Linked DNA regions of Homo sapiens: regions 1 and 3 are each linked to region 2. The links are chromatin loops, found by intact Hi-C in ENCODE. Cell type or tissue: K562. All regions are shown on one strand. Region 1 holds the start of ZNF391 (zinc finger protein 391). Region 2 holds the start of TRS-CGA2-1 (tRNA-Ser (anticodon CGA) 2-1). Region 3 holds the start of TRL-CAA3-1 (tRNA-Leu (anticodon CAA) 3-1).

Region 1 (8,000 bases), 180 kb before region 2:
ATCTTGACTTCAGAGTGCTGTAGGGGTATAGAGAGTGACTGCCTCCCAGACCCAGTCCCTGAAAGGCTGCAGTAAATCTCAGCCTCACTAACAGCCCTATCTATGTAACCGATGGAGTAAAGTCTCTGGCTTTGGCTCATACCTATAATCCCAGCACTTTGGGAGGCCGAGGTAGGCAGATCACCTGAGGTCAGGAGTTCGAGACTAGCCCAACATGGTGAAACCCCATCTCTAATACAAATATAAAAATTAGCCAGTCATGGTGGCACACACCTGTAGTGCCAGATACTCAGGAGGCTGAGGCAGAAGAATTGCTTGAACCTGGGAGGTAGAGGTTGCAGTGAGCCAAGACTGTACCACTGCACTCTGGCCTGGGCGACAGAGCAAGACTCCATCATCTCAAAAAAAATAAAATCAATAAAGTCTCTGGCCTCCACTGAAGTGCAAGTGGCATCCTCAGCACAATTCAGGGAAACATCAGATAGAGGCCCAGAGCTATAGGCACTGACTAGGTAATCTGGATTTTGGTTATAGCTCCATTGGTAGCTATATAGAAACCAGGGAAAAATAAACAATCTGGTTTTATGTCTCCTCACCTGCAAAATGAAGATGCTGGACTTGATTGGTCCAAAGCTATCGGATACCTAGTAGTTTAACTTTAGATCCCAAACTTTGAGGCACATAGCCATCTGCTTAGACTAAGGGGAGAGAACTAGAATGAATCTACTCTTTTTCAAATCCTCGGAGACATGTAAGATCTCAAGGTCCGTGTTTCAGATGAAACCATTCAAGAAATAGGCCAAAAAAAAGCCTGTGTTCATTAATCATCTAATGATGAATTAGAGTGAGGGAGTGTTGAAGATATTAAGGACAGTCAACAGGCAAATGAAGAATAGTCCCCTTGGCAAAATTTGGCAGACTCATCTAAGAACGGAAGTTCCTTTAAAAGAGAAATAAATGTGTCTCTGGTTGGTATGATGAAACACACGTTCAGAAAAGAGGGAAGAATACTTAACTCATGTGGAATATGGATCTTATGGAGAGGTAGACAGTTGCCTTTCCATCTTCTGCCTCCTCTTGGTTTTATTTTTAATGAAAGGCAGAAATGGGCAAAGGTCATAGTCCAAGGCATCCAGAACCTCTGTCTAGTAATGTCCACATCTAGCCTGTTGAATGCAACCCTAAGGATTAAGAAGTAATGATTGGGAGGCCAAGACAGGTGGATCACCTGAGGTCAGGATTTCAAGACCAGCCTGGCCAACATGGGGAAACCCTGTCTCAACTAAAAATACAAAAAAATTAGCTGGGCGTGGTGGTGGGCACCTGTAATCCCAGCTACTTCAGGAGGCTGAGGCAGGAGAATCGCTTGAACCCAGCAGGCGGAGGTTGCAGTGAGCCAAGATAGTACCATTGCACTCCAGCCTGAGCGACAAGAGCGAAACTCTGTCTCAAAAAAAAAAAAAAAAAAAAGTACAATGAATGCCCCAAAGTAATCCCATCTCCTCTCAGATATAAAGAAAATGACAATGGACAGTTATGTCTGGGTTTCAAGTTCATCTTTTATGATAAAAGACAGATCTGAGCCAATTCCAAACTTTCTCTAAACCCTTTAGGTGATCCAGCCTCTTTGACGTTCTCTTCATATGGGGTATGAGTTCAAAGACACTATGGCACTAGTCCCCTTACTTCTTCCTGAGGGTCAAAATAGAAGACAGATGACACTGCTTACAGCTGCACTTCCTTGGTCAAGTCACTTTTCTGAAAAATCTCGTCCCACATTATAAAACACCATTACTAGCATGTGCTTGTCTTTTCTTACAAAACTTTCATCAATACTGCAAGTTAAACTATGGCAAAACATTTACAATAAAGAATATCATATATAGTATAAGGGAGATGATGCTATTGCTGTGCTCATCTCACATCAATGAATTTGAAAACTGTGATGGTGTATGTTTAAGGAAAGATGCTGTCAGAGGATTTATGAGTCTCCCTTCAGCAGCTGCTGCTCTAGAGCATGGAGAGATGCATTCTTTTTCCTGGCTTTGGAGGATGTATGTAAGATGGGAAAAGGAAGTCTAGCGGATGTGACAAAAGTTTCAGGGATAGCCCCCAAACATATTTCAGAGATGCTAGGAGGTTAGGGCTATACCTTTATCCAGAGTCCATCCAAGGGATTCCTCCACCATAATGTGGAAAGTTGCCTCTCCTTTTCTCCTTTCTTCCTCATACTTTCATTATTTGAGTCACCTTACTGCTCTCTGGATACTGTATCCCTACAAAATCATTATTCTCTTAAGTGGTCACAACATGCTGCAGCCCTAGCCAACCTGGTGGTTTGCTATTCCTTTATGTGACTCAAACTTTTTAGCACTAACAGCGCTGGCCACCACAGTTACCCTAATTATCTAAAATTCTTTTGACATTGCTTGTCTCTCCTATAATCAATTCCTGATCCAGGGATAATTCTCCTTTATTTTCTACCCCCTTCAGAAGGAAGAAGGTTTTGAAGGGTCAGGAATAGGGCTTCTCTGGGTGCTTTGTTTTGTGGCACTAGGTTGATTGCTTCCTGGAGCCTTTGCCAATCCACAAAGCAATCAGCAGAACTGCCTGGGCAGCCTCAGTTTAATCACAGAATAGAGAAAATCTTGTCCTACCAAAGGTGATCTTCAGGTAACAATGTTCCCAGATATTGGCTCAAAGCACAAACTCACACATAAAGCACAAACTCAATGATCCACAGTAACTGTCAATACACCCACAACAAATAATTAACAACTACTTTATTCAAGTACCAACCTTCATCATCAGAAACATAAACTAAGGACTGGCACTCAAGCAAGTACTTCTCTTTTTTGGGGGGGAGGGGCGCGGAGTTTCACTCTTGTTGCCTACGCTGGAGTGCAGTGGCGTGGTCTCTGCTCGCTCCAACCTCTGCCTCCCGGGTACAAGTGATTCTCCTGCCTCAGCCTCCCGAGTAGCAGGGATTACAGGCGCGCGCCACCACTCCCACCTAATTTTTGTATTTTTAGTAGAGAACGGGTTTCACCGTATTGGCCAGGCTGGTCTCGACCTCAGGTGATCCGCCCGCCTTGGCCTCCCAAAGTGCTGGGATTACAGGCGTGAGCCACTGCGCCCGGCCAAGCAAGTACTTCATCTCTGTGTGCCTCAATTTCCTTATCTGTAACATGGGCATAATAATAGTACATTACTTCATAGGGTTGATGCAAGGATTAAATGAGTTAATGCAGGTAAAAACTCTTGGAGCAGTGCCTGCACTCAGTAAGCACCTGGGAAACACCCCAGTACCGAAGACCTCCCTCGCCCAGCTAGAGGGGAAGCAGGGAGCAACCCTGCTCTTTTTCATCTCCCAGGGATACACCCGGGGAAAACCACTGGCTGTCACTGCCGCAGAGGGACTAGGCTGGCCCGCCAGTGAGACGAGCGCTGGGGGCTTCATGACCCCACGCCACGCGGCGTCCCAACCGTGGAGGTGCCTCCTGACCCGACCTGCAGCCAAACCACACGCGACCCTTTCGCCCGTTTCCTTCGAAGAACCCGTGTTTCCGCTTTCCAGAACCTCTAAGAGCACCCACCTTGGTCCCGGGGCCCTGTAAGCCTCACTCACCGGCCGCCTCCGGCCGAGTACCCCCGACACACCCCGGGCGGGTCCCGCACTTGGAGCGGAACCTGAGTGCGCTGGGCTTGGGGAAGTCGGAAGGATTAAAGAGAAACCCATGCGTCGAACCGCTGCTCCAACGCCCATCAGGTTCCCTAAGATCACAGGCACTCTTCCACTCAGACTGCTGCTGATCATGCTCTGCTCGGTATGCGGGACCAGTCATTGTCTGGGCAGTCGCCTGGACCTAAGTCTCCTGACGCGGACGACCAGTTGCAAAACAGAGACCACACTGAGACTGAGCAACGTATCAGCAGCGGTCGCAGCTCTGCGCTTGCGCCTGAGAGCCAGCTACAGCAGGGCTGTGCTGGGATTCACTTTCGTGGAAGGTTTTGCAAAGCCCCTCCCCTGGTATGCGAGAGGCTGAGAGGTTGGCGCTAGAGGCAAGAGGAAGGGGGTCTGCGAGAGGTGCCGAAGACCACCTTAATACACTGCAAAGTATAGCCTAGACCGGTGGTTCACAGAGTTTTAAATAGCGTACACAAATAAATCACCAAGTGAGCTTGTTAAAATACAGCTTCACAAGATTTACACTCCGAGATTGACTCGTTGGCCCGGAACATTGCATTTTCAAGGGGCACCCCAGATGATTCTGATGCAAGTGGTCTCTCCAGCCTGTCTGGAGAAACTGGCTCCGTTGCACAATCTAGTTGCTTAAATACTGTTAAATGCAAGACATGTCTCAAATTTCACCAAAAGAAAAAAATGAATAAAATCAGGACACTACCCTAATCTAGTAGATTTTTTAAAATTCCAGATAATTTTAATATAAGGTAATGAAGTTGCACAATGTGCCCTGGGAGTTCAGAGCAGGGGAAACTTATGGAACGAGGGACACTGGAGTGGTTTGACTAATGGAAGATTTAATGGAAAACATAAAGGAGGGCAACCTTACAAATAGTTGAGGAACTAGAAGAGTGGAAAGCATGTGCAAAACTGCAGGTCTGATACATGACAGCTGTGCACAAGTACCATAGAAACATCAAGTAAGTATAAAGCATGAGCCATGAAGTACAAAGGAGCAGGATCCAAATTATAAAGCTGGAAAGAATTAGATAAAGTCTAATTTTATCATTTCCTATTTTTAAAAATTAAAAACACTTTCAAACTGTGGTAAACTATGCACAACATTAAAGTTACCATTTTAAAGTCATACAGTAAAGTTTTTAGCGTATTCACAACAGCACCGTCACTATCTAATTCTAGAACATTTTCGTCATCCCTAAAGATGCCCATTGAGCAGTCTCTATTCCCTGCTCCCCACAGTCCCTGGTAACCTTTATTTTACACTATGTTTCTATGAATTTGCCTGTTCTAGATATGCCATATAAGTAAAATAATACAATATTTGTCTATTTATGTCTGGATTATTTTTAATTAGCATAAAGTTTTCAAGGTTCATTCATACTGCAGCATGTATCCTTCATGCCTTTTAATGGCTAAATAATATTCCTTCGTGTATATGTGTGTGTTTATACACAAACAGTGTATAAATATACATACATAATATTTTGTTTATCCATTAATCTCTTGTTGAACACTTGGGTGGTTCCTGCCTTTTGGCCATTGTGAATAATGCTGCTGTGAACATTGGTGTACAAGTATCTGAGTCACTGTTTTCAATTCTTTGGGTATACACCTAGGCATTGAATTGCTATATCATATGGTAACTCTGCAATCAGCTTTCTAGAGGAACCATCAAACTGTTTTCCATAATGGCTGCATCGTTTTACATTCCCATCAGCAGTGCAGGAGGGTTCTAGTTCTCCACATCTTTGCTAACACTTGTTAACTTCTGTTTTGTTGTAGTTGTAGTATTATAACCATCATAATGGGTATAAGCTTTATCTCATTGTGGCTTTAATTTGCATTTCCCTAATGGCTAGTGATGTTGAGCATCTTGTCATGTACTTATTTGTGTGTCTTCTTTGGAGAAATGTCTGTTCAAATCCTTTGCCTATTTTTGAATTAGGTTTTGTTGTGTTGCATGAGTTTTTGTATATTCCAGATATTCTTCTTCAGATATGATTTGCAAATATTTTCTCCCAGTCTGTGAAGTTTTTCTCTCTTTTGATAGTGTCCTTTGATGCATAAAACTTTTTAATTTTGATGAAGCTCCATTTATTTATTTTTATCACCTGTGCAATACTTGAAAATTACATTGTCTAATAAAGATTTTTATGTTTTCTGCTAAGAGTTTTATAGTTTTGCTTCTTAAATTTAGGTCCTTGATCCATTTTGGGTTAATTTTTGTAGATGGTGTAAATACTACAACTTTATTATTTTGCATTTGGATATCCAGTTTTCCCAGCACCATTTGTTGAAAATACTGTCCATTTCCCATTGAATGGTCTTGGCACTTGTTGAAAATCAATCAATCAACCGTATATGTGAGGTTTATTTCTGGGCTCTCTTTTCTATTTTATTGGTCTATATTCCTATTCTTATTCCAGCACCACACTCTTTAGGTTACTGTAGGCTTGTGTAAAGTTTTGAAATTATGAAGTATGTGTCTTTAAACTTTATTCTTTTCTCCAAGGTTTTCATTGGTTATTCAGGGTAATTTGATTTTCCATGTGAATTTTAGGATGGGATTTTCTATTTCTGCAAACAAATGTTGAAATTTTTATAAGGAATACATTGAATCTGTATATCAAATTGTATTATCATCTTATCAGTAGTTAGTCTTCCAACCCATGAACATGGGATGTCTTTCCAATTATTTAGGTCTTCTTTAATTTCTTTAAGCAATTGCAGTATTCAGCATACAGGTCTTTCACTTCCTTGGTTAAATTTATTCCTAGGTATTTTTATGCTATTTCTAATATGTATATATTCATTGCCATAAATTCCCCCTAAGCACTGCTTTCACAGCATTCTATAAATTTTGATAAGTTGTGTTTTCATTTTCATGTAGTTTGAAGTATCTTTTAATTGCTCTTGGCATTTCTTCTTTGACCCATGTATTATTTAGAAGTGTATTGCTTAATCTCCAAGTATGTGGGAGATTTTCCAATGATCTTTCTGTTATTGATTTCTAGTTAACTCTAATGTCATCTGAGATAAATCATTGTATGATTTCTATTCTTTTAAATTTGTTAAGTTATGTTTTACAGCCCAGAACATGGTCTATATTGATTAATGTTCCATGTGAGTTTGAGAAGAAAGAGTATTCTGCTGTTCTTGGATGAAGTCTATAGATGGCCATTATATCTAGTTGATTGATGATGTTGTTGATTTCAACTATATCCTTACTGATTTTCTGCTTCCTGGATCTGCCCATTTCTGATAAAGAATTTTTGAGATTTCTGTGATAGTAGATGCATCTCTTCCTTCTTGAAGTTCTATCAGTTTTTGCCTCATGTATTTTGAAAGTCTGTTTTTAGGTGCATACATATTAAGGATTATGTCTTCTTAGAGAACCCTTTTCTCATTACATAATTCCCTTTTTTATCCCTGATAGCTCTCCTTGCTTTGAAGTCTGCTCTGTCTGAAATTAATGTAGCTACTTCTGCTTTCTTTTGATTAGTGTTAGTATGGTATAACTTTATTGATTTACTTTTAATCTATATGTATCTTTATCTTTAAAGTGAGTTTCTTGTAGACAACATATATTATTTCTTCACAATCTCTGCCTTAAAATGGTGCATTTAGACCACTGATGTTGAAAGTATTATTGATATAGTTGGATTAATATCTACTACGCTTAACTGTTTTCTATTTGTTGCCTTTGTTCTTGTTCTTATTTTTGTCTACCACTTTTTCTGACTTTTTTTGTTTTAATTGAACCCTTTATATGATTTTATTTTTCTTTTTTATTAGCATATTAGTTACACTTCTTTTTTCTAAGTGGTTAATCTAGAGTTTGCAATATATATTTACAACTAATCTGAGTCCACTCTCAAATAACACTATAAAGCTTCATGGGTAGTATGGCAAGTACCTTATAATAAAAAAAATCTTTTTTTTTTTTTTTGAGATGGAGTCTCACTCTTGTTGCCCAGGTTGGAGTGCAGTGGCGCGATCTTGGCTCACTGCAACCTCCACCTCCCGTGTTCAGGCTTCTCCTACCTCAGCCTCCTAAGTAGCTGAGATTACAGGCACCCGCCAACATGCCCGGCTAATTTTTGTACTTTTAGTAGAGATGGGGTTTTGCCATGTTGGCCAGGCTGGTCTCGAACTCCTGACCTCAGGTGGTCTGCCTGCCTCGGCCTCCCAAAGTGCTGGGATTACAGGCATGAGCCACAGCACCTGGCCAATAACAAAATAATTCTAATTTTTTCTTTCTGTTCCTTGGTTCATTGCTGTCACTCATTTTGCA
Region 2 (8,000 bases):
TGGGCGACAAAGGGAGATCCAGACTCAAAAGAAAAGAAAAAAAGTCGGTAGGTCAATATTGTTTTTTAAATTTGGATTTAAAAAATTAAGATATAATTAACATAACATAAAATCCAACTTTTGAAGGTGTACAATTCACTGCTTTTTAGTGTATTCACAGACTTGTGCAACTATCACCATTATCTAATTTCAAACCATTCTCATCATCCCAAACAAACTCCGTACTCATTCCCCTCTTTCTCCAGCCCCTGGCAAATATTAACACTTTCTACCTTTACAGATTTGTCTATTCTAGACATTTTCTATAAATTGAATCATACAATATGTAGCTTTTCGTGTTTGGCTTCTTTTCCTTAGCATAATATTTTCAAGGTTCATTCACTTTGTAGCACGTATTGTAACTTTATTTTATTTTATTTTATTTATTTATTTTGAGACAGTGTCTCGCTCTACAGCCCAGGCTGGAGTGCAGTGGCGCCATCTCGGCTAACTACAACCTCCACCTCCCGGGTTCAAGAGATTCTCCTGCCTCAACTTTCCGAGTAGCTGGGATTACAGGCGCGCATTACCATGTCTGGCTAATTTTTGTATTTTTAGTAGAGCCATGCTTAGTAGAGCTGTGTTGGCCAGGCTGGTCTCGAACTCCTGACCTCAGGTGATCCGCCCTCCTCGGCCTCTCAAAGTGCTGGGATTACAGACGTGAGCCACCATGCCCGGCCTAGAACTTTACTTCTTTTTGTTGTCGAATGTTTGAATTTTTTGAGTTGTCTTTCCAGAGATCTCTTTGAACCAACCCATTTCTCAGTATCAGTTGGGAAAAAAAAAGAAAGGGGAGATTTAAAAAATGCAATTTCCAGGCCGGGCGCGGTGGCTCACGCCTGTAATCCCAGCACTTTGGGGAGGCCAAGGAGGGCGAATTGCCTGAGATCTGGAGTTTGCGACCAGCCTGGGCAACACGGTGAAACCCCTGTCTCTACTAAAATACAAAAAATTAGCCAGGCCTGGCGGCGTCAGCCTGTAGTACCAGCTATTTGGGAGGCTGAGGCAGGAGAATTGCTTGAACCCGGGAGGCAGAGGTTGCAGTGTGCCGAGATGCAGCCAGTGCGCTCCAGCCTGGGCGACAGAGCGAGACTCCGTCTCAAAAAAAAAAAGAAAAAAAGCAATTTCCGAAGAGACTTAAGGTCTCAAATTTCAGTTTGATACTTAACTTTAAACCAGACTTAAAGGTCACGATTGTGATGTGCAGCAGTACGGTGCAAGGTGAAGAGCCAGATCAGATGAATTTTCTTTCAAAGGACTTTAAGAACCGGTTTCTGTCATCAGTTTGAAAACACACAGGATATTTTTCTTAAAAAAAAAAAAAAAAAAAGCCAAGATTAACACCCGAGCCAGCCAGGAGTCGAACCTAGAATCTTCTGATCCGTAGTCAGACGCGTTATCCATTGCGCCACTGGCCCTCGGTTGCGCTTTTGACTACTGGCCACTCAGTCTGCGTCTGTCGATTATCTATCATTGATGTACCCGCTTTTTGTTTTTGTTTTTGTTTTTTAATGAGACAGAGTCCTGCTCTCTCGCCCAGTCTAGAGTGCACTGGCGCGATCTCGGCTCACTGCAACCTCCGCCTCTCGGGTTCAAGCGATTCTCCTGCCCCAGCCTCTTGAGTATCTGGGATTACAGGCGCGCGCCACCACTCCCGGCTGATTTTTGTATTTTTAGTAGAGACGGGGTTTCACCATGTCGGCCAGGCTGGTCTCCAGCTCCTGACATCAGGTGATCCGCCCGCCTCGGCCTCCCAAAGTGCTGGGATTACAAGCGTGAGCCACCGCCCCCTTGTGTCTATTGCACTTGTGAAAGCTTCATTAATTTATGCAGTCGGTGCATCTGCTCATTCATTAAATAATTTCATTTTTTAAACATACTTGTGTTGGATACTGATGCTTTGTGTGGAACAGTGATCAGAGATCCAAATACTTTAAAAATTTTGAGATAATGAAAAAGAAAATGGAATACTTTCTTGAGGTACACATCATATGTTTTCCATTTCATTCTCCAAAGAACCATAACAAAAGAAACATAACCAAAGAATCCTTACAGAGAAAATAATTTCATACTTTATGCAACAGAAAAGACATTAAGAAACATCTCCCAGGCCGGGCGCCGTGGCTTACGCCTGTAATCCCAGCACTTTGGGAGGCAGGTTGATCACTTGAGGTCAGGAGTTCGACACCAGCCTGGCCAACATGGTGAAACCCTGTCTCTATTAAAAACACAAAAAATTAGCCTGGCGTGGTGGCGCGCGCCTGTAATCCCAGCTCATCGAGAGGCTGAGGCAGGAGAATCGCTTGAGCCGGGGAGGCGGAGGTTGCAGTCAGCCGAGATCGCGCCACTCCACTCCAGCCTTGGTGACAGAAGGAGACTCCGTCTCATAAAGAAAAAAAAACGAAAAGAAAAGAAAAAAAGAAAGAAGTGGGCACATCAAGTAAACAAATGTCAACGACAGTAACTCTATTATGTACATGATGTTCCAAAGCAGAAAATTTCTTTATAAATATAAATATCTGAAGGGAGTGAAACTTATTTAAATTGACCACAAAGACAATCGCGCTTTGCTAGAATCCACAGTCTTGTTCAATGTACGCCTGGTTGTATTGCAAACCAACTATTTTCTTAGTGATCCTAATGAAGAATAGATAATCGAGAGACCCACAACGACGGGCCAGTGGCGCAATGGATAACGCGTCTGACTACGGATCAGAAGATTCTAGGTTCGACTCCTGGCTGGCTCGGAGGCTTATTTTCTTCCCCCCCCCACACACGAATTCTCGCTCTTGTCCCCCAGGCTGGAGGGCAATGGCGCGATTTCGGCTCACTGCAACCTCCGCTTCCCGAGTTCAAGCAATTCTCTTGCCTCAGCCTCCCGAGTAGCTAGTAATACAGGCGCCTGCCACCACGCTCGGATAATTTTTGTATTTTAAGTAGAGACGGGGTTTCACCATGTCGGCCAGGCTGGTCTCGAACTCCTGACCTAAGGTGATCAGAGCGCCTCGGCCTCCCAAAGTGCTTGGATTACAGACATGAGCCACCGCGCCCGGCCTTTTTTTTTTTTTTTTTTTTAATTTTTAAAGAAAAATATCATCCTGTGTGTTTTCCGTTTTTTCTTTTTTTTTGAAATGGAGTTTCGCTCTTGATGACCAGGCTGGAGTTCAATGGGGCAATCTCGGCTCACCGCAACCTTTGTCTCCCGGGGTCAAGCGATTCTCCTGACTCAGCCTCCCGAGTAGCTGGGATTACAGGCATGCGCCACCCACGCCTGTCTAATTTTGTATTTTTAGTAGAGACAGAGTTTCTCCATGTTGGTCAGGCTGGATTCGAACTCCCGATCTCAGGTGATCCGCCCACCTCAGCCTCCCAAAGTGCTGGGATTAGAAGCGTGAGCCACCGCCCCCTTGTGTCTATTGCACTTGTGAAAGCTTCATTAATTTATGCAGTCGGTTCATCTGTTCATTCATTAAATAATTTCATTTTTTAATATACTTATGTTGGATACTGATGCTTTGTGTGGAACAGTAGAGATCAAAATACTTTAAAATTTTGAGATAATGAAAAAGAAAATGGAATAAAATACATTCTTGGGGTATACATCATATGTTTTCCATCTCATTCTCCAAAGAATCATAACAAAACAACCATAACCACAAAACCATTACAGAGGAAGTAATTTCCTCTGTAATTATAAGACTCTATGCAACAGAAAAGATTTTAAGAAACATGTCTCAGGCTGGGTGCGATGGCTAACGCCTGTAATCCCAGCACTCCAGGAGGCCGAGGTGGGTGGATCACCTGAGGTCAGGAGTTCGACACCAGCCTGGCCAACATGGTGAAGCCCCGTCTCTACCAAAAACACACACAAAAATTAGCCGGGCGTGGTGGCACATGCCTGTAATCCAGCTCGGGAGGCTGACGCGGGAGAATCGCTTGACCCCGGGAGGCAGAGGTTGCAGTGAGCCTAGATCGCGCCATTGCACTCCAGCCTGGGCAACAAGAATGATACTCCGTCTCAAAAAAAAAAAAAAAGAAAAAGAAAAAGAAAAGAAAAAAGAAAGAAAGAAACATCTTCCTTCCCCAAATTAGGTAAATTGATATAATAATTCAAGAAAGGTAAACATTTTGGCTGGGCACAGTGGCTCACACCAGCACTTTGGGAGGCCTAGGCGGGAGGATCGCTTAAACCCAAGATTTAGAGAACAGCCTGGGCAACATAGCGAGACACGGCGCTGCTCCCCACCCCTCCCCCGCCCTGCCCGTCTCAAAAGAAAAAAAATGGTAAACATTTTAACAACAAAATTCATTTAGCAACCTAGAAACTTGGAGTTAATATAAATATAAAGTTAAATTATAACAGTCATCATTAGATAAATTGGCTAAATATTATTTAAGGACTCAATGTAGGCGAAATAGGCATGTGAAAATGCAAAAGTATTTATAAACGGGGGTGGGTGGTCCTCTCCTCTGAAAGTGAGAAGCTCGGTAGTTTTGGGCCCCATTGCAGCCACAGTGCACAGCGCCTTTATCCCGACTCCTTCCTTGTAGCCTTGGCTAAGTTGTGTATCCGCCTTTTGTCTCAATTTCCTCATTTCTATTCACTGCTTTTTTTGTTGGTTTTGTTTTTTTGTTTTTGCTTTTTTTTTTGGACAGGAAGTAGGATTTACGGCGAGTATTAAGAGGAGGCAGCACAGTGGAAGCCCTCATGAATGCAAAGCCCTCCCTTGTCCAGAGGGCCACGATCGGGGATGTACTTGATCCCACAGCCATCTGGGATGAGCTGCTTCTCAGCCACCATGTCTTCAAATTCATCTGCATCGAACTTGGTGAAGCCCCCCTTCTTTGAAATGTGGACCTTCTGGCGGCCAGGGAACTTGAACTTGACCCTGCGAAGGGCCTCAATCACATGCTCCTTGTTCTGCAGCTTGGTGCGAATGGACATGATAACTTGGCCAATGAGAATCCTGGCCACAGTGCCCTGCGGGCTTTCCAAAGGCACCTCCCATACCTGTTTGGAGCCTGTCAGTCCCAGCACAGGACAACATCCTGTTGATGCAGATGACGTGGAAGGGGTGCAGCCGCACTCGGATATGAAAGCCATTTTTGCCACAACTTTTTACTATGTACTTATTGGCACAAATTTGGGCAGCCACCAGGGCTTCAGAGGAGAGCTGCTCATATTCATCTGACGCCATGTGACCAAAGAGAGGAAACTCATCCACTTTTGCTTGCTTCCCAGGTCTAAGATGCGAATCTTGGCATCAGGGACACCTCAGCAGAAGCAAGACTTTGGATACGGCTTGTTTTCACAATACCGGTAACAACGGGCGCGGCGGCGGCCCATGGTGACACCAGGATCTTCAGTGGCACGCCGAAGGGAAAGAGCTCTATTCACTTTTTTTTTCTTTTTTTTGGAGACGGAGTCTCGATCTGTCACCCAGGCTGGAGTGCAGTGGCGCGCTCTCCGCTCACTGCAAGCTCCGCCTCCCGGGTTCACGCCATTCTCCTGCCTCAGCCTCCCGAATACCTGGGACTACAGGCGCCCGCCACCACGCCCAGCTAATTTTTTTTTTTTTTGTATTTTTAGTCGAGACGGGGTTTCACCGTGGTAGCCAGGATGGTCTCGATCTCCTGACCTCGTGATCCTCCCTCCTTGGCCTCCCAAAGTGCTGGGATTACAGGCGTGAGCCACCGTGCCCAGCCTGTTCACTCTTTTTAAGAGTGCCAGGCACACACATACTAATGGATATTTATGATCTTAGATCTTTTAAATTATCATCAGCCTGGTTTGTTTTTAATACCACAGAACTACTTAATGATGCTTACCTACATTTCTATTATCAGTACAGGGAGTTTTTGTTGTTGTTGTTTGTTTGGTGTTTTTTTAAATTATTATTTTATTTTAATTTTATTTTTTTCTCTTTCTGTCACCCAGCCCCAGGCTGGAGTGCAGTGGCGCGATCTCGGCTCACTGCAACCTCCGCCCCCCGGGTTCAAGCAATTCTCTGCCTCAGCCTCCCGCGTAGCTGGGACTACAGGCGCCCGCCACCACGCCTGGCCTCCGAAAGCGCTGGGATTACAGGTGTGAGCCACTGCGCCCGGCCTGGGGAGTTGTATTTTTATTTTTATTTTTTATTTATTTTTTTGAGACGGAGTCTCGCTCTATTGCCCAGGCTGGACTGCAGTGGCCTGATCTCGGCTCACCGCAACCTTCACCTCCCGGGTTCAAGCAATTCTCCTGCCTCAGCCTCCCAAAGTGCTGGGATTACAGGCGTGAGCCACCGCGCCCGACTGAGGGGAGTTGTATTTTTAAAGCAAAATTTCCTCTTTGCCGTTAGAATCTGTCGCTGCTTTCCCATTTAGCAATCTCAAAACAAAGTGAGCAGCTATTGTGAAAGCCCAAGAAGCCCCAGGCTTCCTGTGGACTCTGAGGAGTAGGTAGATCTTTGATGGAAGCACCGCCCGGGGCTCAGGGGTTCACTGAGGCTCAGCTGGGAGGAGCAGGTCCGGGTGCTTAGGGTAAAGGTGGGCGGTCCAACACAGAGTTCGAGATAGGACGCGGCCCTCTTCTCAGTTTGTATGTGAAATAAGATGAAAGACTGAGAGTCACAGCGATTTGTGATTTAGAAAAAAAAGAGAGAGAGAGGTACCGAGAAGCGCTGTGAGCAGGATTTGAACCTGCGCGGGGAGACCCCATTGGATTTCGAGTCCAACGCCTTAACCACTCGGCCATCACAGCCCTCTAAATGGTTACTATTTATGCATCAAAAACACATACGCATAGGGCCCTGCATGCTGTAATTCTCACTGCTAGCCTCTCTTGTTTATTTGTATGTGGGGCTGTGGGGCTGCAGCTGTTTACTTTCAAGTGGTGCCTGCATATTGTACAGAACATACAGAACATCTATAAACCATTCTTGAGTTTTTTCTTCTTCAGTCAACTGGTCATTTAGAACTCTTATGAGGCCATAGATGTAGATGTACACACACACACACACAAATAAACAGAAGGCAATATAGCAAGAGTAGATGCCATAAACAGCTGTGCCACTTCCTCATGCAACCTACTTGTGCCTTTAGGAGCTGCTCAAGCTTTATTTAATACATCCCATTTCCATTTGATAATGGAACGCTGCTGTGCATGTCTAAATTTATGGCTTGGTAACACACACTATCCAGTTCAAGATCTGCATCTGAGGCCATATGGTAATGTGGTGGTATGTGGTCAAGCATTCAGACTGTACTAAGAACCTGGTTAAAAAAAAAAAAAGCTGGTAAAAGCTACTTGTCTAAAGAAGAGTAGTTACCCACAGAGGATGGCAAAACTTTGCTCTGAAATTCTAAAGTTCTGTGCCGTGATTCACCTGTAGAAATTTGCCAAAGCCTCCAGATAACATCCCTCTTCTCTGACACTTGAAGAAAGATCAATTCTTCTGGTTCTTATGGTCCCAGTGGCAGAGTCGCTTGAGCTGCAACGTGGTCCTGTTGCAGAACCATTTCCTGTTCTAGGCCCCCACTCAAAACTGGGATATTTTCAGGTTACTTGATAAATGGTTTGGTGTAGCGTGCCCAAATGTTGCCTCCCAAATCCAAAGAGTTCTACTCAGTATGTTCTACTCAGTATTGTACCACTTTCTTTCTTTCTTTTTTTTTTTTTTTTTTGAGACGGAGTCTGTCGCCCAGGCTGGAGTGCAGTGGCACGATCTCGGCTCAATGCAAGCTCCGCCTCCCGGGTTCACGCCATTCTCCTGGCTCAGCCTCCCGAGTAGCTGGGACTACAGGGGCCCGCCACGCCCGGCGAATTTTTTGTATTTTTTTTTTTATTATTAGTGACGGGGTTTCACTGTGTTAGCCAGGATGGTCTCGATCTCCTGACCTCGTGATCCGCCCGCCTCGACCTCCCAAAGTGCTGGGATTAGAGGCGTGAGCCACCGCGCCCGGCCACCGCTTTCTTAATA
Region 3 (8,000 bases), 390 kb before region 2:
AACTGTGTAACGAAATGAAACATGTAAGGATGACTTCCGGTGGTGAAATCACAGTTCGGATAGTCTGAGGAGAAGGGGGAATGCCTAGAAATCCATGTACAGAACAGCCCCACTCTGTTGCTATGGCCTCCTCTTGTCCAGAAAAGTTCCCACTGGCCCTGGGGCAGCATCAAGTTGGAGCTACTGCATCAGGACTTAAGTCACAAAGAGCAAAGTGACCCCACAGGGTCAGGGTCGTAAGCAGAGGTCTATGCGAGTCAGGAGGCCTGGGTCAGAGGGAGAGGGCAGGGCCGAGAGCGGGGAGTTACTGGAGGAAGGGGAGAGGTGACGTGGAAACGTCTCCTTCATATCTTGTTCCTCAATTCCCATCTTGGTCTCCAGTACTGTAAGAATTATTCAATTCCGCACTAACAGTTGTATTCTTCTACCTTTCCATTCTGTAATCAGTGAGTTCGGAGCTCCTGTTTAGTCGGGCAAATTCCAGAGAGAACTTTTGCGGCTGGGATTCAGCCAGAAGGCGAGCCGTAAGCCGTGATTACTCATCATGTATAGTTTCAAGGATTTTTGTCACAGTGTCAGGATGGCCGAGTGGTCTAAGGCGCCAGACTCAAGCTTACTGCTTCCTGTGTTCGGGTCTTCTGGTCTCCGTATGGAGGCGTGGGTTCGAATCCCACTTCTGACACAGCCTGATCTTTTGTTTTTCCCTACCAGATTTGTACCGAAAGTTTCGCCAAGGAATGCCACAATAGTTCAGCCGTTTCTACCTCCAAGATTTCCCTCCCCAACCGATGTTCGCCAAACAGGGTCTCGCAAAGAGAGAGGCATCTCTCTTACATCAAACCAATCGACAAAGGAAAACCCCACATTTACAGAATCCTGGGATATTTTCAGTGCCATTTGGACGCAGTCCCGCAGCACTGTTGGAGATCATTTTCTCCTGCGAGAAAGTAAGCAGCGGATTTCCATCTATTGGTCTGTGAATCCGCTAACATAAAAATTAAACAAACAAAAAAAGAAAAGAAAAGAAAAAAGGCACGAGAAAAAGGTCTCCGTTCTCAGAGAGCCCTGTAGGAATGTTCCAGATTCCTGTATATCGTCTGTCTCTCTGAAAGGGGAGTCGGACATTGATCTGACCAGCAACTGTCGTAAACTCACACCGCTCTAGCAACGACGGTAACACCCAGTTCTTTTCCTTAGCCGTTCAACTGATCAGTCAACTGATCAGTGACTAAAATCTTCACTGCTTTTCTGCACACGTAAAATAATCTGTTACAAACTTCTACCAAAAGATTTCCTAGGTTACCTCTAAAACCTAAGAGGAAAGAACCCTCAAGATTATGACACTGCTGAAAACAAGTTTGGGTCATCAATAACAAAAGAAATAATCATCCTGTTAAAAAGAAACTAAGTTTAAAGCTTCTTCTGAGATTGCTTCTCAGAATTATCTGATTTGGATATCCTTTCTGTCTCTTGTTTTTGAAGATAAAAATTGCATTATATGAAGTATACATAGATTGAAATCTTGGGCTGAAAATCAGGGTCTTAGGTTTTTTTTGCAATATTAACATTACCTGGGTTATCCTCCTGTATAACTTTTAAATTATTACCCAGCAATTCCACTTCTAGGAATCCACCTCAGTGAAATTCCAGCTCAGCTCCATGATTGACCTTGCCAAGTACAGTCCTTCTAGCATTTTGAGGTAGCAGATTGTTAGAGGCAACCTAGATGTCCATCAGGTATACTGCCTATGGTTTTCATACTATGCAGCAGCCACAAGTGACCAAGCAGGTGTACATGTAGCAGGATGAGTGGATTTTTCAAACCGTGTTGAGTAAAAGAAAAGAAGTTAGGATTTATTTTTTTTTTTTTTTTTGAGATGGAGTCTTGCTCCCTTGCCCAGGCTGGAGTCCCATGGCGCAATCTCGGCTCACTGCAACCTCCACCTCACGAGTTCACGCCATTCTCCTGCCTCAGCCTCCGGAGTAGCTGGGACTACAAGCACCCACCATCACGCCCGGCTAATTTTTTGTATTTTTAGTAGAGACAGGTTTCACCGTGTTAGCCAGGATGGTCTTGATCTCCTGACCTCGTGATCCGCCCGCCTTGGCCTCCCAAAGTGCTGGGATTACAGGCGTGAGCCACCACGCCCGGCCAGAAGTTAGGATTTAAATCACGCAAATCAACAACGTATTTTTCAAGGATAGTTTATTATAATTTTGTCCGGGCGCGGTGGCTCACGACTGTAATCCCAGCACTTTGGGAGGCCGAGGTGGGAGAATCACTTGAGGTCTGGAGTTCGAGACCAGCCTGGCCAATATAGCGAAACCCCATCTCTACCAAAAACACAAAAATTAGCTGGGCGTGGTGGGACGCGCCTGTAATCCCAACTACTTGAAGGCTGAGGCAGGAGAATCGCTTGAACCTGGGAGGCAGAAGTTGCAGTGAGCCAAGATGGCGCCACTGCGCTCCAGCATAGGAGACAGAGTAAAACTCCATCTCAAACAATAATAATAATAATAATAATAGGCCGGGCGCGGTGGCTCACGCCTGTAGTCCCGCCCCTTTGGGAGGCCTAGACGGGCGGATCACTTGAGGTCAGGAGTTCGAGACCAGCCTGGCCAACGTGGTGAAACCCTGTCTCTTCTAAAAATACAAAAAAAATCAGCCAGGCATGGTAGCGCGCGCCTGTAGTCCCAGCTACTCGGGAGGCTGAGGCACAAGAATCGCTTGAACCCAAGAGGTGGAGGCTGCAACGAGCCGAGATCGCGCCACTGCACTCCAGCCTGGGTGACAGAGTCAGACTCTGTCTCAAAAATAATAATTTTAAATATTTTAGAGAGGGTGCCTGTATGTTGGGAGAGAGGAAAGGGCTGTATGGTGGGCATGACAAAGAAAAACAACATAACAGTAAAGGAAAAAGAGAGAGAGAAAGAGAAAGATTTCATTGACCGATAACAAAAATGAGCCATGGATAGTTTGATTAATTTACCTCTCCAAACCTGACGCCTCTTCTTCCTTTCTTACCCGCCTCCATGATTAATTCCACTTTTTCACTCTTCTCACCTCTGCACATTCACAAGCACCTACCACCCTTTCTTGCTCCAGGAACCTCTTAAAATGATAAAATTATTAATTATTTTTCTCCATTCTCCACCTTCATCTTTTCCAACCATTCTTTTGAATTGGGGCAGTTCATTTTTCTGTTACTGATTTTATTTCTGCTTCAAAGTATTCACAGTGTATTTTGGGCTAGGTGGGGGAACCGGAAAAGTAAAAATAAAAATATTGCATGACTTTTGTTTCTCTCTACAAAGCACCTGCTTAGGACGCTGAATACTGAGCTTTGAGGGTCCCTCTAGCCAGGAAACTGTTACGGAGCCAGATGGTAACTTAGGAAGCACTGTTCTGAGTATTTGCCACTTTCCCTATTGTTTCATTTCTGAATTAACCCGAAAGATAGCAACATAAGGTATTTTGATGATGCTATGTTTAGCATCATTTAGAATAGCACCGGGCAAAATAATAAATACCGTTGTGAAAACCAGGAGCGTACGCCACCCATCCGAGGTCTTTTCCTCCTTTGTCGGAGTCAGCGTCTGCTGACTACGAGTTACATAATGAAACTTAAGGAGTAACAGTGCGTGTCAGGATGGCCGAGTGGTCTAAGGCGCCAGACTCAAGTTGCTACTTCCCAGGTTTGGGGCTTCTGGTCTCCGCATGGAGGCGTGGGTTCGAATCCCACTTCTGACACAGCTATTTTGCCCCTTTAATCCTAGGATTGGGGGACTGGGTGCCGTGGTTTACACCTGTAATCTCAGCACTTTGGGAGGCCAAGACAGGTGGATCACCTGAGGTCAGGAGTTCGAGACCAGCCTGGCCAACATGGCGAAACCCCATTTCTACTAAAAATACAAGAATTAGCTGGGAGTAGTTGTGGGTGCTCGTAATCCCAGTTACTTGAGAGGCTGAGGCAGGAGAATCGCTTAAACCCGGGAGGCGGAGGTTGCAGTGAGCCGAGATCATGCCATTGCACTCCAGCCCAGGCGACCAAGCAAGACTCCCTCTCAAAAAGCCAAGAGGAAAAAAAAAAAAAAAAAAAAAAGCAAAAAACCACTAGGATTAGGGGACTAAGCGGGGAGGATTGTTTGAGCCCAGGAGTTCCACCCCGTCTATAGAAAAAATGAGCGGTGCTTGGTGGCGCGCGCCTGTAGTCCCAGCTACCTGGGTAGGAGAATGGCTTGATCACTTGAGCCCAGGAGCGCGAAGCTTCAGTGAGCTGTATGATCGCGCAACTGCACTCCAGCCAGGGCGACAGCGCGAGATCGTGTCTAAAACAAACAAAAACAGGAGAAAAGGGCTTGAGATGTAGATTTTACCAAAACCATTTTGCAACTACCACCTTTCAGGAGCTTTCCCCAATGCTTCCGACCACATTTTAACTTAACAAGCCCGTGAGTGGGACTTACGTATTCCCTGTATAATTATTTTCAGCATCTTAATGGTTTCTGCGAGGGTATGCGATAGGCTGGAGTATTATTGCACAATCGTCTGGTTTCCTTCCTCAAGGTCAAACCACCACCACCACTTCCCCCCACCCCCTCCCGCCTTTCTTCTTTCCATGTTTCCCCGTTCTTCCTCTCCCTCGCTTATCTAGACCCCCTTTGATTCTTTCTTTGGTGATGGGAGAAGGGATGTGAAGTGAAGGGACAGGATGTAGGTTATTACGGGACGCATGTAAGAGAAATATAAGACCATGATGGATGAACAGAGAGATCTTCGTCTTGATTTAAAACTCTACCGAGTAATATATATATATATATATATATATATATTTTTTTTTTTTTTTTTTTTTTTTTTTTTTTTTTTTACAAATCCCTCGTTTTGTTAAGGTGGGAGACATACATCCAATATTTACTTTCCATTCTGTTCCGTAGTAATGTTTTCAATTACTGCCCCAAATTAGCAGCTTTCAGAAACTTCATTTCCTACAGAAATGAAACAACGAACATACACGCAGAAGACAATCCAAACATACTCGAATGTACTGGCAAACAGCTATTGCAAGATCCTATTTTATGTACCCAACGATCAGGGGTGAATTGTTTTTTGTTGCTGTTGTTTTTGTTTTTGGTCTTCAAATGGAGAACTTCAAATGTTACCGGGAAGTGCAAAGTCCTCCGTTCTTGTTTTTTGGTTAAAAGAATTTAAGCAAGAGACAAACAACAACGAAGATAACACCTTAAGGCAGTTTATTGCAAAAACGAAAGTACACTGAAAGCTGAGTCAGAGCAGGCTTCTTGAAGATGAGACAGCGCCAGCTGGCACTGGGGCAATCCCCTTTTTGGGATTCTTTTTTAATTTTATTTTTATTTTATTTATTTATTTATTTGGAGTGCAGTGGTGCAATCTCGGCTCACTGTAACCTCCGCCTGCCAGGCTCAAGCAATTCTCCTGCCTCAGCCTCCGGAATAGCTGGGACTACTGGAAAGCGCCACCACACACGGCTAATTTTTGTATTTGTAATAGAGACGGGGTTTCACCATCTTGGCCAGGCTAGTCTCCAATTCCTGGCCTTGTGATCCGCCCGCCTCGGCCTCCCAAAGTGCTGGGATTACAGGCGTGAGCCACCGCACCCGGCCGGGAGTCTTATATGTTTATTCAAAAAGTGGCAGGCAGGAGGAGGTGTGACTAGTAAGCATGTTTTGGGTGATCCTCTGGGTGCACATGCGCTGTGGCTATACATGCTAGTACATCCATTGCATGTCTCATTAACATCTTAAATCTCCACCCAAGGGTATGTTTTTTACTATTATAATGAGCAAAAGGTTACTTTTGGGGCAAGCAAAACTGGAGCAAACTATACTCCTCTTGCCTTCTTGGGGTGGAAAGTCCCTTGTGGTGTTAGTTCCTGCTTGAGCCAGATAAGTTCAACTGCAAGAAGGGTCCAAGGGCTCTTGAAGTCTCAAATGCGGCTGATGTGTTACAACAGTCATGGCCCCCTTCCTGGGTGTGCCAGAGATGGAGGCCAGCCTGGAGCCCACCTCCCTGTTCATATTTAACTGTTGTTTATTATTATTATTTTGAGACAGTGTCGCTCTGTCGTTCAGGCTGTAGGGTAGTGGTGCGATCTCGGCTCACTGCAACCTCCGCCTCCAGGGTTCAAGTGATTCTCTTGTCTCAGCCTCTCGAGTAGCTGAGATTACAGGGTGCCACCACCACGCCCAGCTAAAACCCGACGGGGATTCACCACCTTGAGCAGCCTGGTCTCCAGTGATCCCGTCGCGTCTGGATCCAAAATGCTGGGATTACAGGCGTGAGCCGCCGCGCCCGGCCAAACACAGCATTGTTTTAAAGGCAATGTGCAATAGTAGCAAACATAAGCCTCTTGAATCAGATATATGTGTTTAAATTCCAGCTCCATCACTTCCGAAAGTAAAATGTGTGGTGTTTTATATTATTTAGATCATTTGTGAAACTTTTCTTCATCTGCAAATGTAGGGAAAATTCTTCAAAATTCTTTGGGTATTGGCCGGGCGCGGTGGCTCACGCCTGTAATCCCAGCACTTTGGGGGGCTGAGGCTGGCGAATCACCTGAGGTCAAGAGTTCGAGACCAGCCTAGTTAACATGGTGAAACCCTGTCTCTACAAAATTACGAAAATTAGCCAAGTGTGGTGGCGTGCGCCTGTAATTCCAGCTAGTCTACTCGGGAGGCTGAGGCAGGAGAATCACAGGAACCCGGGAGGCAGAGGCTACAGTGAGCCGAGATCGCGCCATTGCACTCCAGCCTGGGCCACAGGGCAAGACTACGTCTCAAAAAAAAAAAAAAAAAACTTAAAAAATCTTTTGGGGATTAAAAAGAATTTGAGCAGTTACTCAAGAGACCATTCAGCTTCATATTTCTATTTACTGCCTCGGGCATTTTTACCGATTTGCAACAACTCAAATTCTCTGCTCCATCGCCATTTCTGGACCAAGGTGTCCTACCTTCCAAACACTTCAGAAAATGTGCTCGGAGTACCTTTTTCTCTGACAATTAAAATCTTTCAAACTTATACCTCACACCCCATCATGTGCTCGTCATCCAGCATTTGACTTCCCTGTCAGGACTTCTTTCGTCCTCTTTTGAGCTCCCAAAATGTACTGGTGTTGTCAGTCACATGAAAAGCCGAAAACCTGACTTTCATACAAATATAACATGAATGTAGTGTTTAAGATTTCATATATCTCACTAATTACTAAGTCAACTGAGAAAACCCCTTCAAAGATGAATTTGAAGAACAAACAACACACAATAGAAAGGCTGAAAATTGTATCTCAACTGAGTAAAATCTTAGGGTTAATGTAAACATGAATCACTTGCGTTATTATCACTTTTCTATAACTTAACTTCTACCATCACAGAGCTTAGCCTAGTGAATAGAAAGTCAAAGATGCATAGCTCTAAAAAAATCAGACACTTGCTAGAGGGTCTGCCAGACAATGCCAAGCACGTCACTGAAAGGAAGGACCCAGTAATTTCTGTTGTCGATTTTTAAGTCTGACAATTCTTTCTGACACATATGACATGTTATAAAAGTTGCTTTGAAGTAAACATGGGAGATTGTTAAAGGAGATGGAGTCTTGTTGTTTGTTTGTTTGTTTCTTTGGAGGTTATTTAGTTCTGACCTTGGTCTTCAGTTTGCCAATTTATACAACTAGGTGTGTAGATATTTAATTTTAATATTTGACGTCGGGCGGAACATTTAAAAATCTTTTATGCTTTCCTTGGTTTACATTCTTTCTAATGGACTCTTTATATTTCCAACATGAATAAAAATGAATGTATTATTTTACTTTTGTTCTAAATCTTTCTTCTATATCTCCCTACTTGATTATTTTTATTTAAAATGTCAGCTGTATTATGTAGTGTAAAGGGACTCCAAAATCCACAAAGTCCAAATAAGGTATTTCTTAGGCTCAATACAATGTGCCAGTCAGTTGAGATGGTCAAAATCTAGC

What was found. Hi-C counts contacts between places; a loop is a spot of excess contacts. Peaks named below come from ENCODE experiments on the same cell type or tissue, not always from the same donor. Only the 100,000 strongest peaks of a DNase experiment are listed, where the experiment ranks them.
Region 1: it touches region 2 in a loop (2.8-fold over the local background); 2 of 110 quality-filtered maps call a loop at or near these places.
Region 3: a loop joins it to region 2, with 2.8 times the contacts of the local background. A loop is called at or near these places in 3 of 110 quality-filtered maps.

What each region holds. Positions count from the first base shown.
Region 1 is chr6:27,384,672-27,392,671 of GRCh38, reverse strand. It overlaps ZNF391 (zinc finger protein 391), which reads right to left and starts at 3,913. Exons shown (of 3, transcript NM_001076781.3): 1 at 3,597-3,913. In K562, a CTCF peak has its summit at 3,677; DNase peaks (open chromatin) are centred at 3,711 and 3,811; H3K4me3 peaks cover 1,772 bases.
Region 2 is chr6:27,208,630-27,216,629 of GRCh38, reverse strand. TRS-CGA2-1 (tRNA-Ser (anticodon CGA) 2-1) reads right to left here and starts at 6,781; the gene lies at 6,700-6,781. TRR-ACG2-2 (tRNA-Arg (anticodon ACG) 2-2) reads left to right here and starts at 2,714; the gene lies at 2,714-2,786. It overlaps TRR-ACG2-3 (tRNA-Arg (anticodon ACG) 2-3), which reads right to left and starts at 1,457; the gene lies at 1,385-1,457. It also overlaps the pseudogene RPL10P2. RefSeq lists an enhancer at 987-1,487. In K562, CTCF peaks have their summits at 1,853 (motif pointing left) and 3,458 (motif pointing left); DNase peaks (open chromatin) are centred at 1,429, 2,709 and 6,689; H3K4me3 peaks cover 2,699 bases.
Region 3 is chr6:27,598,320-27,606,319 of GRCh38, reverse strand. TRL-CAA3-1 (tRNA-Leu (anticodon CAA) 3-1) reads left to right here and starts at 3,645; the gene lies at 3,645-3,751. TRL-CAA2-1 (tRNA-Leu (anticodon CAA) 2-1) reads left to right here and starts at 575; the gene lies at 575-682. RefSeq lists an enhancer at 4,225-4,725 and a cis regulatory region at 5,629-5,801. In K562, no CTCF peak of the experiment used is centred here; DNase peaks (open chromatin) are centred at 629, 3,719, 4,189, 4,579 and 4 weaker places; H3K4me3 peaks cover 5,005 bases.